2 separate regions of the Homo sapiens genome follow, and region 2 is linked to region 1. A link is an interaction called in ENCODE POLR2A ChIA-PET data of the cell type or tissue named here. Cell type or tissue: Panc1. All regions are shown on one strand. Each heading gives the region's core, and the rest is flanking DNA. Links, peaks and the distances in the headings are about the cores only. Region 1 overlaps SH3PXD2B (SH3 and PX domains 2B). Region 2 overlaps STK10 (serine/threonine kinase 10).

Region 1 (9,738 bases), core at 511-8,510:
GTTGGGTCTCGACGCGTTGCTCGTCTTCTTGTACTTGTCAATGAAGGTGGCCGGGGCCCACCCTTCCTTATCTTCAATCTGAATGTACCACCAGCCACTCAAGTTTTTCTCGATCACCTGCAAGGGAGGATAGAGAAAGGCACTTGGCTACGATGCCAGGGCCAGCAGATGGAATGGTTTGGCAGAACCCATGTGCAACTGGAGCTCTAGAAGCTGTCACTGTGTACTCAGCAGCTCCTCTGACAAGGTCTACAGGGACCACCAATGGAGATGTTACCATGTTCCGGGAATATCTTACATGGGGGGAGAGTCTTGTCGTATGGGACTCCCCCTAAAGCAGTCCATGAGATGTGGCCTTGGGTATAGGTACTTAATTTGAGAGTTGGTCCTAGGAAATACAAGTAAGGAAGTAGACAGAGAAAGAAGGGAAAGGGAGAGGCCAATTATGAGCAAGTTATTGCTCGGGGCCATGGGGCTTGATCTGCCAGGGACCCTCTGAGAGACCACAAAGACAGTGCCTCAGAACGGGTCCCTCTGGGGATGCGTGCATTTATCTATTGACTCTCAGCTCCTCCCTACCCAGGGTATTAACTCCTCTCCCCTTCTGGGAAGCTGTCGGCTTGCAGGGACCTGTGTGTAGGCGCAGGTGAATTCAGGTGGATCAGAGGCACCGGCAGCGTCTGCTACAATTCTAAAGACAAGGCAGAAGTCAGAGCTACCCTTGATCCTGGCTTCTTTGGCTGAGCATCGGATGAAGAAGTTAGCTGGCATTTATAGAGTCCACAACACATGAAAGAGACCTACCTTTTTTTTGAGACAGAGTCTTGCTCTGTCACCCAGGCTGAAGTGCAGTGGCATGATCTCAGCTCACTGCAACCTCCGCCTCCCAGGTTCAAGCGATTCTCATGCCTTAGTCTCCCAAGTAGCTGGGATTACAGGCATGTACCACCACACCTGGCTAATTTTTGTATTTTTAGTAGAGATGGGGTTTTACCATGTTGGCCAGGCTGATCTCGAACTCCTGGTCTCTAGCGATCTGCCTGCCTCGGCCTCCCAAAGTTCTGGGATTACAGGTGTGAGCCACTGTGCCTGGCCTGAAAAATATCTATCTTTGAACACAGGAATCACAGTCAGCTCAAAGAGATGCTCGTGTTTATATACAGGGGACCTGGAGCTGGTGGAGTAGAGTAGATTTTCATCGTGTCCCTACTTCCCTGTGGGATACACGCCTGTTGGCTGGAATGGTGGGTGGAATCACTCATGTTGTCTAAGATCTTGTTCTCTGTCTCTTTTTTGTCCAGCACTGCGTGGCTGAATTCACACAGGTGAAAGGTGTGCTCGCTATTATGGGCTGAATTGTGTCCCCCTACCCAAATTCGTATGTTGAAGCCCTAACCCCCAATACCTCCAACTGTGACTGTACTTGGAAATGGGGCCTTTAAAGAGGTGGTTAAGGTTAAAATGGATCATTAAGGTGGGCTGAGTTTGGATGTATGTCCCCACCCAAGTCTCATGTTGAAATGTGATCCCCAATGATGGAGGTGGGGCCTGGTGGGAGGTGTTTGGGTCACGGGGGCAGATCCCTCATGAATGGCTTGGTGTCCTTCCCTTGGTAATGAGTTCCCATGGGATCTGGTTGTTTAAAAGTGTGTGGTGTCTCCTTGCCACTCTCTCTTGCTCCTGCTCTTGCTATGTGATGTGCCTACTCCTGCTTTGCCTTCCGCCCTGAGTAAAAGCTCCCTGAGCCTCCCCAGAAGGCAAGCAGATGCTGGCACCATGCTTTCTGTACAGCATGCCCAACTATGAGTCAAGTAAACCTCTTTTCTTTATAAATTACCCAGTCTCAGGTATTTATTTATTTATTTTTTTGAGACAGAGTCTCGCTCTGTTGCCCAGGCTGGAGTGCAGTGGCACTATCTCGGCTCACTGCAGGCTCCGCCGCCTGGGTTCACGCCATTCTCCTGCCTCAGCCTCCCAAGTAGCTGGGACTACAGGCGCCTGCCACCGTGCCCGGCTAATTTTTTTTTTTTTGTATTTTTAGTAGAGATGGGGTTTCACCGTGTTAGCCAGGATGGGCTTGATCTCCTGACCTCGTGATCTGCCCATCTCGGCCTCCCAAAGTGCTGGGATTATAGGCATGAGTCACCGTGCCCAGCCAGGTATTTCTTTATAGCAATGCAGGAATGGCCTAATACATGGGCCCTAGTTCAATATGACTGATGTCCAAATAAGAAGAGGAGATTAGAAAACACACAGGGACTGAGGGATGACCACGTGAGAAACAGCAAGAAGGTGTCCATATGGAAGCCAGGGAGAGAGGACACAGGAGAAACCAAACCTGCTGACACCTTGATCTTGAACTTCTGGCTTCCCAAACTGTGAGACAATAAACTGCAGTTGTTTAAGCCACCCAGTCTGGTATTTTGTTATGGCAGCCATCACAGATGTACACTGCAATTCCCTGGTAGGCTCTCTCTGGACTCGGAAGATCTGATGAACGCTCATGACACCCTGTGAGTGGGGAACTGTCACCTCATTTTACGCATGCAGAACGGAGCCTCAGGAGAGCTGAGGAACACACAGCGGGTCCTGTAGAAGGGCCGTCGATCGGAGGAGAGTCAAAGGCAGCGGGGTGGGCTTCAGAGTCACCTAATCTTGCCTCTCAGAAAAGAAACCCCTGGCCGGGCGCGGTGGCTCACACCTGTAATCCCAGCACTTTGGGAGGCCAAGGCGGGCGGATCACCTGGGTCAGGAGTTTGAGACCAGCCTGGCCAACATGGTGAAACCCTGCGTCTACGAAAAATACAAAAAATTAGCTGGGTGTGGTGGCATGCGCCTGTAATCCCAGCTACGCGGGAGGCTGAGGCAGGAGAAACGCTTGAACCTGGGAGGCAGAGGTTGCAGTGAGCCGAGATCGTGCCATTGCACTCCAGCCTGGGCGACAGAGCAAGACTCTGTCTCGAAAAAAAAAAAGACCCTGCTTGGAGAAGGGCTGTGTCCGGGGTAAGAAATTGCAGAAGGAGCAAAGATGGCTGCGGGTACTTTGTGGCCCTTCTGGGAGAGGGATGGCAGCCACAGACTCAGCGCCAGGACGCAAATGCTGGGCTCCTGGGCCTGCAGTCCTGGGTTCTAGTCTTGGCTCTGCCACTTACTGCCTGAGTGGCCTGGGGCAAGCCACGTGCCTCAGATTCCACATCACAGAAGGAAAATGGTAAGAACAATTTAACACCCACTTGTAGAATTTTTGCAGCCGCAAGAGCTAATGCATACAACAGCACTTGGTAAATAATGCTGCTGCGATTAAATTAGAGTGGAGGTCACTGAGCCAGCGGGATGCACTTGACAGGCAGCACTTAATGAGTCCCACTGGAATCTCCAGGAAAGGCCACTGATAAATGTAAGCTGTTTATGTGAGGATGACTGGCATCTTATCAACGCTTGATAGCTCTGGTAAAAATTACAGGCCACACTGGGCATACGAGTCATCGTCAGCACATCCATGAATTCAACAACACTAATACTTAAGTCTGTATGTGAGGAACTGAAAATAGGGTAATCAATATTAGATGTATCAGTAAGATTTGTCAAGCTTACACTCTTTGCAAAGTATTGTGGTAGAAGCTCTGAACATGTGTGTTCTGAACCATGAGGAATGGGCGTTTTCATTTACTAGAGGGAAGCCAAGAACTACTAGGAATAAAAGCAAATGCAAGATCAGAAGCCGGGTGCGGTGGCTCACGCCTGCAATTCCACCGCTTTGGGAGGCTTAGGCGGGCGGATCACCTGAGGTCAGGAGTTCGAGACTAGCCTGGCCAACACGGTGAAACCCCGTCTCTACTAAAAATACAAAAAAAAATTAGCCAGGTGTGATGGCAGGCGCCTGTAATCCCAGCTACTTGGGAGGCTGAGGCAAGAGAATTGTCTGAACCTAGGACGTGGAGGTTGCAGCGAGCCAAGATCATGCCATTACACTCTAGCCTGGGTGACAGAGCAAGATTCCGTCTCAAAGAAAAAAAAAAAGATCACAAGAATGAGGGGAAAGAAAAGAGTGTGGGCTTTAAAACCAGAAAGACCTGGTTTCACAACTCCATTGCTTACTAGCTGTGTTACTAGAGGCAAATAATTTACCTAACCCCCCTGAGTCTCATCTATAAAACATGCTGATAGAAAAAAAAAAAAGAAAAACAAACTAACCAACCAACCCTATGATGCTGGTATTTTGACCTCTTGGGACTTCTGTGAAGATCAGTTATCAAGGAGGTAAGGTACCTGACACAGAAGAGGTGCCTATATCATCATCATCATCATCATCATCATTATCATAACACATCCTGAAGATAAACAGCCTAGACAAGTAACTAAGGTGTTACTGGTAGCCCTACTGCTAGAATGCTGTGGTTCCATTAATGAATTTTGAAGGCTAAGATAATGTTGCAATGAGCCAGGAAGCAAAACTGGAGAAGAGAAAAACAGAGCATATGGATCTATCATAAGAAAACAACATCTAGCCAGGTGCAGTGGCTCACGCCTGTAATGCCAGAACTTTGGGAGGCCGAGGTGGGCAGATCACCTGAGGTCAGGAGTTCGAGACCAGCCTGGCCAACATGGCAAAACCCTGTTTCTACTAAAAATACAAAAATCAGCCGGGCGTCATGTTGGGCGCCTGTAATCCCAGTTACTAGAGAGGCTGAGGCAGGAGAATCACTTGAACCTGGGAGGCGGAGGTTGCAGTGAGCTGAGATTGAGCCATTGCACTCCAGCCTGGGCAACAGAGGAGCGAGGCTCTGTCAAAAAAAAAAAAAAAAAAAAAAAAAAAAGGAGGCACTCAATACATGTGTATACAATGAAAGAGTATGAAGGGGCAGATTTTTCTATAATGGATTAAAACACAATTCAGAATTTTCCCAAATCTCATCCCTTTAGCCCTTCACTCAGATAATAGCAAAGTGAAAACACAAAAGGATTTCCTTCTAGTGAAACATGAAGATACTTCAATGCCTCTGGAAGCAGGGGCCAGAGGATGCAGAACTAGCCTCTCGACTGTAGTACACAGCAAGGCCTGGGCCAGATGTTGTGCCTGGTGGAGCTGCTGGCAAGCTGGAGTAAGGGAAAAGGAAGGAGGAGGATGGAAGAAAGGCAGGAAGGAGGATGGAGGAAAGGAAGGAAGGAGGGAGAGAAAGAAAGAAGGAGGAAGGAGGGAGGAAAGAGAGAAGGAGGGAAAGGAGGGAGGAAAGGAAGAAGGGAAGGAAAACAAAGGAAGGAGGAAGGAGGAAGGAAGGAGGGAGGGAAGGAAAGAAGGAGGGAAGGAAGAAGGGAAGGAAGGAGGGAAGGAAGGAATGAAGGCGTGCAGGCAGGCAGGCTATAGTCCTTCCTGGAATATAGCCAGGAAGGAAGGGAGGGGCCCTAAAGAGGTATGCTGGAGTGAACTGATCAATGGTGTCTACTGCCCTGTGCCATCAGACAGTGCTCTGTGCCAGGGACCAGAGCTGTGTTCTTTAAAGGAAAGAGGATGGTGACGACAACTCTTCAGGGCCTAGAAAAGCAGCCGCCACACACAACCATAGTAGGAGATCCAGGAGCATTTTATTTGTTGCAGAGATGAATAAATTGAACCTTGGCCTCCCAAGGTGAGGTGGGGAGGGTCTGACCAACTCTTACACATGACAGAGTGAATTTGGTGATACCTGTGATTGGCTCACCTGCTTTTGAAAGTGTCTCAAGAACCATCTTTGCCAAAGGTTTCCAAACCCTGGCCCTAGCTGCCATCCCCTTACTTACAGGTTTTCTTGCAAATATGAGAAAGAAATATCTTGAAGCTCTAACCCCATGAGGAAAGGAAAGAGAAATGCAGGAAGAGAATCTGGGGAACAAAGTAGACAAACAGAGAGAGTGGGAAGAAAAGGAGAGAGGAGAAGCAAGAACGGAGGTGGGAGGTGGTAAAGAAAGGCATACAGCCAGTCACACAAGACCACATACTGTGGGATTTCATCTATATGAAATGTCTAAAACAGGCACATCTATGGGGACAGAAAGTGGATTGGTGGCTGCCTAGGGGCTGGCAAGTTGAGGGGAAATGGAGGGTGGCTGTTGATGGGTAAGGAGTTTCTTTTTGTTCTGGAATTAGACAGTGGTGAGGGTTGTGCAACCCTGTGAATATCATAAGCCGCTGAATTTTACACTTAAAATTGTAAACTGTATGGTATGTGAACCATAAAGCTGTTAATCTCCGCCCCACCTCCACCCACCCAGTGAAGTAGGAGGTGACAGGGGAGAAGTAGGAGGTGATGCCTGGAATCAGGAATCACAAGTAGGCAAAGGAACACCAGGGCCACTCACCTCGACCTTCAGGCCTGCCTGGAAGCTGATGCCGTCTGGGATGGTTGTCTGGAATTCGGCGATGGTGTAATACTCTTCCTCCACTTGGGGCGGGATGGGCGGCTTCGGCAGGTTGAGGCCTCGAGGCTGGTACGATCACACACAGGGTTATCTCCAAGGCTAAGTGCACTCCTGCGACCCTGTGTCAGGGGGAGTCTAAGGGCCTGGGGCATGCAATCACCCTTAAGGGGGTGCTGGGGACCTAGTTGGATTCTAAGGGACAACACAAATAGGACCACGCAGTTTGTCACTCCTCGGTGAGACCTCACTGGCCCATCAGCTTTAGGGTGATGGGAAGAAACACGGGACATTTGGGTACAATCATGAGAATTTGGAGCAAGACAATATTCTCTGAAATAAGAGGCAGTGAGGGTTGTGGAGGGAGCTTAAGTTTATTAGTAGATCTATCTGGGTTGGAAACACTGATGGTGGGAGTGTCCTTGGGCAAATCACCCCCTTCTGGAGCCTCAGTTTTCTCTCCTGCAGAGTGGGCATAACAGTGTCTACCTGGTGGGGTTGCTTCAAGTATTAAATTAGTTAATGTTGTGAGGCAATCGGCACGCTGCATGGCACGCAACAGGTGCTTGATAAATAGCAGACATTAAAAAAATACAACCCCAAAAGAGCAAGACCCCGTCTCAAAAACCAATGCAAACAAATAAAAAAAACCCCAAAACCCAACAACAACCCATTGGGTTCAAAGTATTGGCTAAAAAGGTACCTAGAGAATTTTACATAATGGATTATGAGCGCAGAATATCAGAATGGGACCACAGATGATATTTGTGTCTCATCTCAGCTTGGGCCTCAAGTCGCCTGAGAAGACTGATCTAAGACCAAGAGAAGGGCCCAGGGAGCAGAAGGCAGGTCCTGAGGCCCAACTGTCACAGGAGCACTCTGGCCCCGCGGGCAAACTGTTTCACCTGCCTGCACCTCCGTCTTTCCACCTGCGAGTGGGACTAGCATTTCTACAGCCTGCTTCACAAGGCTGTTGTGTGGACAGGAAAGAGAGCATTTCTGGAAGGGCGAGGGGTGTGTGAGGGGCTAGTGGACACCCCTCACAGCCCTCAAGTCAGTGGCCACTCCCCAGTAGCGAGGATCCACTTACAATGGTCATGTCCCGGCGAGGAGGGGGTCTCTGCCTCATCTTTGGTGATCCTATGGAGAAATGAGAGCTTATTACATCTTGTGCTACAGATGAGATTCCTGAGCTGGGTGCCAGGTCGGGTCTATTTTCTCCTGCAGAAGATTGAACACAGGCGTCTGCATGCTGCTGCAACCCTCCCTGTGAGAACAGCCTGGGCAGGAAGGAGCTGCTCACGCGTGGCTCATAGTTGGCTCAGGACTCTCTCGACGTAGCTTTTCTTGCATCTTTTCTACACAGGAATGAAAGGGGATGGTGCTGGATCCTCAAGTCATGGAAATTCTCCAGAAAGGGCAAAAAGCAAAGTCTTCAGAATAACACAGAGATGGGTCCCAATCCAGCTCTGAGGCTCACAGCTGCTGGCATTGGACAGATGATTGGATTCTCTGAGCCACAAGGCCCTCATCTGTAGAACTGGCATAATGTGTGTCACCCAGGGCAGCGGTGAGGATGAAAGGAAACATCTGTGAAGCTCTTGGCATGTGGCAGGCATGCAGTGAATGTTATCTGCACCTGGTTTTGTGCTCTAGAACAACCCAAACGCAACAATACACAAACACACTGAACCAAACACACTTGGGCCGATGACTCAGGGGTTTATACTCTCGAGGCAGCTGCCCTGGCTCTGGGTCTCAGGGCCAGGAGGATGAGGACTTTGCAGTGGTCCAAGGCTCCTGGCTAAAGGCAGAATGTTGGCCAGGTTCAGCACGGGTCCATACAGAAGGGTAGTTTGGCGTTGGGGTGCGGAGGAGACTGCTAATCCCTTAAATTCCCATTTACCTGTCTTCTGTTAGAATAAATAGCAACAGAGTATTGGCCAAGACACTTAGCTGTCTATATAGACTTCATTTTCCAGTCACCCTTGCAGCCAGGTATTGCCACGTGACTCAGTTCTGGCAGTGGGATGTAAGACAAAGTAGAAAGTGTGTGGCTTCTGAGCTGTGTACACAGTAGCCAGTGTGACCACTGTGAGATAGCAGAAGGAATGCAACCTGGGATGGGAAAGCAACGCCTTTTTTTTTTTAAATGGAGTTTCGCTCTTGTCACCCAGGCTGGAGTGCAATGCACTGCTTTTCATTGGCTGGACTAGTAGTGAGCCGTTCTGGACCGAGGGATGAGGGCAACAAGATAGATGTGGAGTAATAAGACTCTTGATTGCCTGGAGCTGCCATATTAACCCTGAACATATACACAGACTGTTTTGTGAGAAAGAAATACATATCTAGATCGTTTATTGGATGTGTGTATATGTGTATATTCAGTGGTGGTAGGGGGGTGTCTTTGTTTTAGCATCTGAATCTATCTATGTATCTATCTATGTATCTATCTATCTATCCTATCTATCTATCTATCTATCTATCTATCTATCTATCTATCTATCTATCTATCTATTTATTTATTTTTGAGGGACAGGGTCTCGCTCTATTGCCCAGGCTGGAATGCAGTGGAGCAATCACAGCTCACTGTAGCCTCAATCTCCTGGGTTCAAGTGATCCTCCCGCCTCAGCCACCCTAGTAGCTGGGACTACAGGTGTGTGCCACCACGCCCAGCTAATTAAAAAAAATTTTTTTTTGTAGATAGGGGGGTCTCACTATGTTGCCCAGGCTGGTCTCAAACTCCTGGCCTCAAGTGATCCTCCAGCCTCAGCCTCCCAAAGCACTGGGATTACAGTCGTGAGCCACTGTGCCCAGCCTGAACCTATATACTAACAAAGACATTGAGGCTGCAGATTTTCATTTGCTCCTCTAGAGTTAATGGGAATACATCTAACCTCTTGGCCATGATTGACAGATTAGAATCACACAAACTCGGGGATGGCCAGAACCCCTGCCACAGCATGTGAGAAAACATGATCAGTGACTTCTCAGGGCAGCTGAGCAAAGTACGAAACTTGGTTGACGGACTCAAGAAGTTCACTGCCACTTAAAAACAGCTGGAGAAGCCCCGCCAGGGGCAGTGGCCTCATCTCTGTGGGTAGCTGGAAGTCCTTTCTCAACAGAGTTCACCTGCCCTGCACGGCCAAGACAGGATCATGGGCACTGTGCGTAAGTCCTGGGCACCAGCGTGCCCATGCAGACATGGTATGGTAGCCAGTGTGACCAGGCCGACAACAGTAATGAACTCTACTCTCAGGTGTGTTGGGAACATTAAATGGTAAAATATACACGAGGAGGCTTTGAAAAGCAAGATGGGAGAGGCACTGTGTTGGAGTAGAGCC
Region 2 (9,738 bases), core at 78-8,077, 260 kb before region 1:
TTTCACAGTAAGAAACTGGCTTCAGAGATCACAATATTTGCAACTTGGAACACTGAAGGTTGGATCATGGAGCAAAATCACACAAGTCTGGGGCACAGGCATGACTAGAACTCAGGCTTCATTTGATATTTATTGACAGACAAAACCTTAATAATCTTAATAAATAAAGAGTGCTTACAAATCAATAAAAAGGAAGATTATCCTAACCAAAAAAAGTGGCAAAGAACATGAACAGACATGAAGCAAAAGATAAAAAGAAATTTTAGAATCACCTATATAGATATAAAATACAAATGAAAAAGAAACTATAATTTCTTGATGTAGAAAACATAATGCAGAAAATTTGATGTAGAAACTACATTTTCATGATGTAGAAAATTTGATGGTAGAAACTGGTACATTTCTGGAGGACAATTTGGTAATAAGCTTATGTTTTTTGACATAGTAGTTTCCACTTCTGGATACTGATTTTAAAGAAATATTTATAGATGCACAAAACCACTGAATAAGAATATTCAGCTGGGTGTGGTGGCTCACACCTGTAATTCCAGCACTTTGGGAGGCCAAAGCAGAAGAATCACCTGAGGTCAGGAGTTTGAGACCAGCCTGGCCAACATGGCAAAACCCCATCTCTACTAAAAATACAAAAATTAGCTGGACATGGTGGCACACGCCTGTACTCCCAGCTACTCAGGAGGCTGAGGCAGGAGAATCGCTTGAACCTGGGAGGTGGAGGTTCCAGTGGGCCGAGATGACGCCATTGCACTCCAGCCTGGACTACAAGAGCGAAACTCCGTCTCAACAACACAAAAAAAAGAAAAAAAAAAAAAAAAAGAATAATCAGTCATTTAAAATGAATGTTATTTAGTAAAAAATTGGAAGCAAATGTCCATCAATATAGGTCTATGTAAATAAAGTATATTGATATGATGGAATTCTATACAACCTTAAAAAAATCAAGTTTTAGAAAATGTTTAATTACATAAGGAAACATATTAAAAATAATAATTCAGCTGGGCACAGTGGCTCATACCTGTAATCCCAGCACTTTGGGAGGCCGAGGAGGGTGGATCACCTGAGGTCGGGGGTTCAAGACCAGCCTGACCAACATGGAGAACCCCATCTCTACTAAAAATACAAAATTAGCTGGGTGTGGTGGTGCATGCCTGTAATCCCAGCTACTTAAGAGGCTGAGGCAAGAGAATCGCTTGAATCCGGGAGGCGGAGGTTGCAGTGAGCCGAGATAGCGCCACTGCACTCCCGCCTGGGCAACAAGGGCAAAATTCTGTCTCAAAATAATAATAATAATAATAATAATAATATTTATGAACAGATATGGAGTAATCTCTAGGTAAAAAAAAGCAAGATATTAAAGAATAGGTCTGTTATGCCACCTTATCTGGGAGAAAAAGGACAACAATGTCTCTGTACACACATATATGTATTGTTTACTTTTCTAGTATCTCTGGAAGGATTAAACCATAAAACACTAACACAGGAAAGGGAACTGGATTTCTGGTAGGAAAATGAAGAGGGAAATTTTTCACTGTTTATCTTCTTTCTTTTTTTTTTTAATTTCGAACCATGGACCTTATACAGGTAGAGTATCCTTTACTGAAAAAGCTTGGGACCAGAAGTGTTTTGGGTGTCAGATTTTTTTAGATTGTAGAATATTATACTTACTGAACGAGCATCCCTAATCTGAAAATCTGAAGTCCGAAATGTTCCAGTGAGAATTTGATGTCAGTGCTCAAAAAGTTGCAGATTTTGGAGCATTTTGGATTTTGGATTTTTTGATTTGGGATGTTTAACCTTTATTATCTGCTAAAAAATATATAATAAAAATTTGACCTAGGCCATGCGTGGTGGCCCATGCCTATAATCCCAGTACTTTGGGAGGCCGAGTTGGGAGGATCACTTGAGCTCAGGAGTTCAAGACCAGCCTGGGCCACATAGCGAGACCTCATCTCTGCCAAAAATACAAAAATTAGCCGGGCATGGTGGTGCATGTGTGTGGTCCCAGCTACTTAAAAGGCTGAGGCCGGAAGATTGCTTGAGCCCAGGAGGTCCAGGCTGCAGTGAGCCGTGACTATGCCGCTTGCACTCCAGCCTGGGCAACAGAGCAAGATCCTGTGTTAAAAAAAGAAAAAAAAATTGACCTAAGCAACATGCCCTAATTATATATATATATTTATGTTGTCAGTGTATGTGTGTACTCACAGAAAAAATATCGGAGGGATAAGCCCCAAGTGTTAACCACGTTTCTTAATGAGCAAATCCATTAAAAATTGCTATGTAGGCCGGGCGCGGTGGCTCACACCTGTAATCCCAGCACTTTGGGGGGCTGAGGCTGGCGGATCACTTGAGGTCAGGAGTTCAAAACCAGCCTGGCCAACATGGTGAAACCCCATCTCTACTAAAAATACAAAAATTAGCCAGGTATGGTGGTGCACGTCTGTAATCCCAGCTACTTGGGAGGCTGAGGCAGGAGAATGGCGTGAACCTGGGAGGCAGAGGTTGTAGTGAGCCGAGATCACACCACTGCACTCCAGCCTGGGCGACAGAGTGAGACTCCATTTCAAAAAAAAAAAAAAGAGAGAGAAAATTGCTACATATCATTCATATAATCGGAAAAAAAGAAAAAACCAAACTACTACAGAAAGAACCTAGGCCTCCTGACTGAACTGGAGGCTCCTGGCGGCCTCTCAGGGTTGGGGTCCGTGAGGCCTGTGTCCTAGTCCAGTGCGGCACCATGCTGATTCCCATGAGGCCACGCTCTGACCCCAGTGGCCTTCCTCATGACTCGGAGGGGCCATAACTGCTCACAGAACTGCCCCCCAAGAGCAGCACAAGGAGGGGTTGGGCAGTGCAGCGAGGCCAAGAGCATTCTCTGGGGTCGCAGCGCCCCTGTGTGAATCTAGGCTCAGTCAGCTTTCCAGCTGGGTGCCCGCTCGGGGAGTCACTTATCCTTGTGGGACTCACTCCCTCCTCTGCAAAATGAGGCTAACAATCTTTACCTGTTGGGTCCTTTGAAGGATAAATGAGATGACACAGGTAAAGTGCCCACGTGGCACATGACCAGCACTCTGTAAATGGCAACTGGTCGAATTCTACCAAGGAAGAAGAGGCAATGGCTGCCCTGCCTCTGGGAAAAGCCAGAGGCGCTTTCTACAGCCACAGAGGGAAGACTGTCTGAGCCTCTGCTTTTCTGGAAAGTGGGAAGAGAGGAGGCAGGTTTTGAGAGTGTTAACGAGGAAATGGAAATCCTGACTCAAGAGAAACTAAGGTTTAGAGAAGAACTGACAAAAAGCCTAAAAGGAGTACAGAAAGAAGGCAGGCAGCCAGCTCTAGCACTCCCTGGTCCACCTGTGCTCTCAGAAGGAAAGGCAAGCAAAGAGAAGGCTGAGGCTCAAGAGCGAGGGAACGGCAGAAGCCGTTTTAGGGAAGGACAGGAGGAACTCTGCCCGGAAGCCTCATCAGTCTGAGAATGTGATAAATGCTCAGCCACATGGTTCAGATGCCTAGGTGTGACCCAATTCTCCAAAAACGCCAGGGGTCAGGTATGACCAGGGGCCTGGGCCAGCAGGGGATGATCAGGGCCTTCCACACCCCTGTGGTCTGGTGGCCTGGCCTAGTTTACAGGCGCTCAGACCTCCAGACCACGGCAGGCAAGCGAGAAAATCCCGGTTCCTGCCGAGCACCTCTTCACCTCCTCGAGGTCTCCCCTTTTGACCCTGAGTAGCACACAGCTGCTCTGCTCAGGAGGAGGGTGGGGAACCACAGCCAGGGCCAGAGAGCACTGCTTCTCCATGGGGTGTGGCCAATCTAGAATTTATCCCTGAGAACTTCAATTGCCCAGAGGGGAGGTGATGGAAACCCAGCTCTTGAGGTTGAAACTCAGAGTCCAGGGTGCCTCTCAGGTGACCATTAGAACAGAAGGTGGTTTCATCTGCCAAAGCAACCTGTGCCCTAGCCTCCCGACCCACACAGATGACACCAGTGTGTGTGTGTGTGTGTGTGTGTGTGTGTGTGTGTGTGTGTGTGTGGTGTATGCAGATACACTAGTGAAAAGTCTGTTTTTCCTCCCTCTGTCTCCTAGAGGGAGAAGAGATCCACAACATCTAAAACTACTTTTATTTGGTTTTGGCTTATTTATTTATTTATTTATTTATTTATTTACTTTTGAGACAGAATCTCACCCTGTCGCCCAGGCTGGAGTGTAGTGACACAATCTCGGCTCACTGCAACCTCCGCCTCCTGGGTTCAAGTGATTCTCCTGTCTCAGCCTCCCGAGTAGCTGGGATTACAGACGCCGGCCACCACAGCTGGCTAATTTTTGTAGTTTTAGTAGAGACCAGGTTTTGCCATGTTGGCCAGGCTTTTCTCGAACTCCTGACCTCAGGTGATCCACTCGCCTAGGCCTCCCAAAGTGCTGGGATTACAGGTGTGAGCCACTACACCTGGCCTATGCTTTCATTTTTTACAATTTATTTTTTAAATTTATTTACTTATTTATTTTTTTTTTTTTTTTGAGACGGAGTCTCGCTCTGTCGCCCAGGCCGGACTGCGGACTGCAGTGGCGCAATCTCGGCTCACTGCAAGCTCCGCCTCCCGGGTTCACGCCATTCTCCTGCCTCAGCCTCCCGAGTAGCTGGGACTACAGGCGCCCGCCACCGCGCCCGGCTAATTTTTTGTATTTTTAGTAGAGACGGGGTTTCACCTTGTTAGCCAGGATGGTCTCGATCTCCTGACCTCATGATCCACCCGCCTCGGCCTCCCAAAGTGCTGGGATTACAGGCGTGAGCCACCGCGCCCGGCCTTAAATTTATTTTTGAGAGATAGAGTCTTGCTCTGTTACCCAGGCTGGAGTGCGGTGGCATGAACGCAGCTCACTGCAGCCTTGACCTCCTATGCTCAAGTGATCCTCCCACTTCAGCCTCCCGAGTAGCTGGGACTACAGGTATGTGCCCAGCTAATTTTAAAATTTTTTTGTAGAGACACTAGGTTGCCCAGATGGTCTCGAACTCCTGGGCTCAAGTGATCCTCTCACTTCAGCCTCCCAAAGTGCTGAAATTACAGGTGTGTGCTGCTGTGCCCAGCTGCATGGTTAAACGTTTAAAAAAATATGAGTATTAGGCCGGGCGCGGTGGCTCACATCTGTAATTCCAGCACTTTGGGAGGCCGAGGTGGGCGGATCACAAGGTCAGGAGTTTGAGACCAGCCTGGCCAATACGGTGAAACCCCGTGTGTACTAAAAATACAAAAATTAGCCGGGCATGGTGGCGGGCACCTGTAGTCCCAGCTACTCAGGAGGCTGAGGCAAGAGAATCGCTTGAACCCGGGAGGCAGAAGTTGCACTGAACCAAGATAGCACCACTGCACTCCAGCCTGAGCGACAGAGCGAGACTCCATCTCAAAAAATAAATAAATACATAAAATTAAAAAAATTTTAATTCACATGTATAAAAATATGTGATTAATGTTCTAGAAATTTTCTCTACACTAACCATGAATTTACCCTGCAAAGGCCTGGCCCCCAGGGGACTCCGTGGCTCCATGGCCTCCCTAAGTGTTAAGCTCCCCCAACCCCTGCCAGCTACATGGTCCAGTGAAACCTGAAGGAATTCTCACACACACAGACCCAGTTAGAATCTCAGCTTTACCCCTGCCTAACTGGAAGACCCAGGGCAAGTGACTTACTTGCCCAGAAATAGTGTTTCCTCATTTGTTTAAAAAATGTGGAAATAGGGTCTCCCGAAGGAGGGCTGTAAGTGGGGGATGAACAACTGAAAAGTATAAAGCTGATCCTAGCAAACAGCTTTGCCTCACACCTTCCTCCCTGTTCCAGTCCTTTACCAACTCACTGGTTTTGCCTCCAAAATGTAGGTCAAATCTGACCATGTTTTTCCCTCTTCCCGGCCACTGCCCCAGCCTGAGCCCAGAGCCTGCCCATCCTAGTCAAGATCTCCCTCTCTCCCTCCACCAGTCCCTTAAACAAGCTGAGTAGTTATCCCTCAGGGCCTCAGCAACTGCAATTTCCCCTGGGCTCCCCCAGCTCTCCTCCCCTTATCCTTTAGGCCTGGCTCAGGGGCTTCCCTTGGAGCAGCCTCCCCTACTCCAAGCACTCACTATCATGTCACCTGTTACTTGTTTCATGGCATGTACCACAATCAGGGATTATCTTGTGTACTGTATGTTGGCCCATTAGGTGTAAGTTCTACAAGGGCAATGGCCTTATCTATTTGGGTCACCACCTTGTCTCCAACCTGGTGGGTTGGTGGATACATGGATGGATGGATGGATGGATGGATGGATGGATGGATGGATGGATGGATGGATGGTTAGGTAGATAGGTGGAAGGCTGAATGGGTAGATGAGTGGGTGGGTGGATGGATGACTGGATGGATGATTGGGTGGACAGACGGAAAGGTAGATAGGGAGTAGGTAAATAGATAGATGGGTAGATAAATGGATAGAAGGATAAAATGGACGGATGGGTGATTGGGTGGATGGATAGATAAACAGATGGATAATTCGGCAGATGAAGGGAAGGATGGAATGGTGAGTGAGTAGAAGGATGGGTGGATTGTTAGGTGGATAGATGGAAGGTGAGTGAGTGGGTAGATGAATCAGTGGATGAGTGGATGAATGGATGGATGAATGGATGGGTGAATGACTGGGTGGATAGATGGATAGGCAGACAGGTGAGTAGGTGGATTGATGCGTGGATAAATGAATGGAAGGATGGATGATTAAGTAGATAGGTAGATGAATGGGTGGACAGTTGGATGGATGGATGGAAAGTTGAGTGGGTAGATAGGTGGATGGGTGGAGGGGTGAGTGGGTGGAAGGATGGGTAGACGGATGGGTGGATAGATGAATAGGTAGATAGGTGAGTAGGTGGATAGATGGGTGAATAAATGAATGGATGAGTGGATAGATAGGTGAACGGTTGGGTAGATGGGGGAGTGCAGGATCGCAGGCAAAATGAGTTTCCTTTTGCCTCCTTGATTCCCCCACTTCATGCTGTAGACAGACAGCCCTCTCACCAAAGGACCAATGCCCACTCCTCTTACCATAGCCCCACCCTGTTACCACCATTGGTGGCCCTTCCCAGGCTTGCCTGAGAAATCTCATCTCCTCATCCTTCTTCTCATCTTCGCTGATGATCTTGGAGGTGGTGATGCTCACCTCCACACCATCCACCACAAATTTGCGTGTCCGCTTGAGGGTTTTTTTGTACAGTTTCGGGTCCTGGCCAGGGAAAACCATTAGACAAGTCTCAGCATTTCAGCTAAGGACCCATGGCTGTCGCAGCAGGTGAGGCCACAGCTCTGCTGGGCCCACAGCTTCAGAACCACCCCCAGAGAGATGTGGCCATCCATCGTCCCTCTTGCCTCAACTTAACCTAGGAGCTGGGGGTTCTGAGCTTATTCCCTTGCTCTTCCCTGATCTCAGCCTTCAGAAACTGTGCTGAGGCCTCCCCTACCTTGCTGCCAGCACCTCTCATGCATCCAGGACATGGTGTCAGAAAGAGCTGCGTTCTTGCCAGGCACGGTGGCTTACGCTTGTAATCCCAGCACTTTGGGAGGCCGAGGCAGGCGGATCACAAGGTCAGGAGTTCGAGACCAGCCTGGCCAACACAGTGAAACCCTGTCTCTACTAAAAATACAAAAAGTAGCCAGGCATGGTGGCAGGTGCCTGTAATCACAGCTACTTGGGAGGCTGAGGCAGGAGAATCACTTGAACCCAGGAGGCGGAGTTTGCAGAGAGCTTAGATCACGCCACTGCACTCCAGCCTGGGCCATACAGCTAGACTCCGTCTCTAAAAAAAAAAAAAAAAAAAAAAAAAAAAAGAGCTGCGTTCTAACCCTCACTGCACCACTTACTTGCTCTGTGTCTCTGGGCCAGCCTCTTGTCCTGTCTGAGCCTCAGCTTCCTCACCTGTTCAGGGAGGATAGTCACACTACTTGCCTCCCAGGGTGGTTGTGAAGATTCAGTGAGAGAACACATGGCAGGCACACAGAGCAGTGCCCACTCCCGGCCTGTGTTCCATGCTTAGCATTTCTTTCTGACAGTTATTACTGCAGACCACACACAATCCTCGCGCATGGTGCCAAAATCCAAAGGAGCCCGAAAACCAAAGGCTGTTTTTATAACTGGTTTGGTAGCCAAAGCTGACCTGGCCTGAACTCCCCACCTGCTAGGAGTCACCATGAGATTACGCATAATCGTCATCTTTTCCTGTGAGTAATCGCACACGCCACAAGTGATTGTGCAGGTGCCACCTGGGATCCTGGAGGTGTTTGTGTGTCATAATACGTGGTACCCTCTGGAAGTTCTCAGCTCTGATTCTGAAGGTGTCCCCATAACCCTCCCGCTCTGCCCACTGCCTCTGGCCTCTTGGTTGGTTTCAAAGCCTCTTTTTTTTTTTTTTTTTGAGATGGAGTCTCGCTCTGTTGCCCAGGCTGGAGTGCAGTGGCGCAGTCTCAGCTCACCACAACCTCTGCCTCCCGGATTCAAGTGATTCTCCTGCCTTAGCCTCCTGAGTGGCTGGGATTACAGGCATGCGCCACCACGCCCGGCTAATTTTTTAATTTTTTTAAGTAGAGACAGGGTTTCACCATGTTGGTAAGGCTGGTCTCGAACTCCTGACCTCGTGATCCACCCGCCTTGGCCTCCCAAAGTGCTGGGATTACAGGTGTGAGCCACGGCGCCCGGCCCAAAGACTCTTTTTGGTGTAGCCCAGCCCTGCCTTCCTAACACGGGGCCTCCCAGCCCCTGAAAGAGGAGTGAGGAGCCAGCGTGGCAGGTCTCTTGACCCCTTGAAATCTATGCTGAGCTCCACTCCTGCTGAGTCGAGAGGGGCAGACTGTTTTTGCTCCCTGAGGTCTGGGCCCCTGTCTCCTGCCCATGGCACCTCGCCCAGGGGCTCTGGACAGCATCAGCATGGACCCAGCATGCCCGACTCTCATCTCTCTACGGTGACCAGCTCACATGTGCCAGGACCCAGTCAGGATGGGTCAGGCCAGCAGTGAGAAGTAGAGGCCGGCAGGAGTGAGAGTGGAGGGGAAGAAAGGGCACCCACAGCCACAGCCCTCTGCTGAGAACTGCTCCTGGCCAGGGGGCCTCCATCCCTGAAGGAACAGGCTCCTAGTCACGCCAGGGGGTGCCGGCACAGCGGGGGACTCTCATGAGAACGGCCTGAGGTCCCTGACGCAATGCAGTCAACCAGAAACATTCTCCACAGCCTTGAGAAGAGCAGGGGAGCCCCTGCTTTAGGTGGGTCTGTCTCATTAAAAAAACAAATAAAAACACCTTTTTTTCACTCAGTGTCTTCAGGAAGAGAAGTGGCAGGATGCCGGTCCTAAGGAAGACGCTGCTCACAGGTAACAGCTGCTGTGCATGCTTGTCCCGGTGGCCTGTTGGAACTGTGCTTCCCTTCCCTGCCTAAAGCTGATTGGCCGTTGCGGCTCCTGTCACTCCCCTTTGCTTAGCAAATATGTTCGAGTCTCTACTGCGTGTTTTTCACCAAGTACATTTGGGAAGGAAAAACAAAATCATACAGTATTTCCTCTAAAATGAGCTTTGGGTAGAGGGTCAGGTGACCCATGGTGAGTTTAGTAACACCCCGGGATTTATCGGGGAGGCCAGGAAAGGAGTCAGCCCCTTCCAGCTCCCTAAGAAGGAGGCCATGGCTCCCACTGGGAAGGTTTAGAGTTTGGAGCCTGGGGTCTG

What was found. Peaks named below come from ENCODE experiments on the same cell type or tissue, not always from the same donor. Only the 100,000 strongest peaks of a DNase experiment are listed, where the experiment ranks them.
Region 2: POLR2A ChIA-PET joins it to region 1 with 12 read pairs; 2 of 35 experiments call an interaction of 5 or more read pairs at or near these places.

Annotation. Positions count from the first base shown.
Region 1 is chr5:172,339,800-172,349,537 of GRCh38, forward strand. It overlaps SH3PXD2B (SH3 and PX domains 2B), which reads right to left. Exons shown (of 13, transcript NM_001017995.3): 11 at 7,484-7,533; 12 at 6,337-6,462; 13 at 1-117. Among named protein-coding and RNA genes, the nearest start is that of UBTD2, 61 kb to the left of the region's middle. In Panc1, for the core only: no CTCF peak of the experiment used is centred there; no DNase peak of the experiment used is centred there; H3K27ac peaks cover 464 bases.
Region 2 is chr5:172,083,109-172,092,846 of GRCh38, forward strand. It overlaps STK10 (serine/threonine kinase 10), which reads right to left. Exons shown (of 19, transcript NM_005990.4): 10 at 7,124-7,254. Among named protein-coding and RNA genes, the nearest start is that of FBXW11, 81 kb to the left of the region's middle. In Panc1, for the core only: no CTCF peak of the experiment used is centred there; no DNase peak of the experiment used is centred there.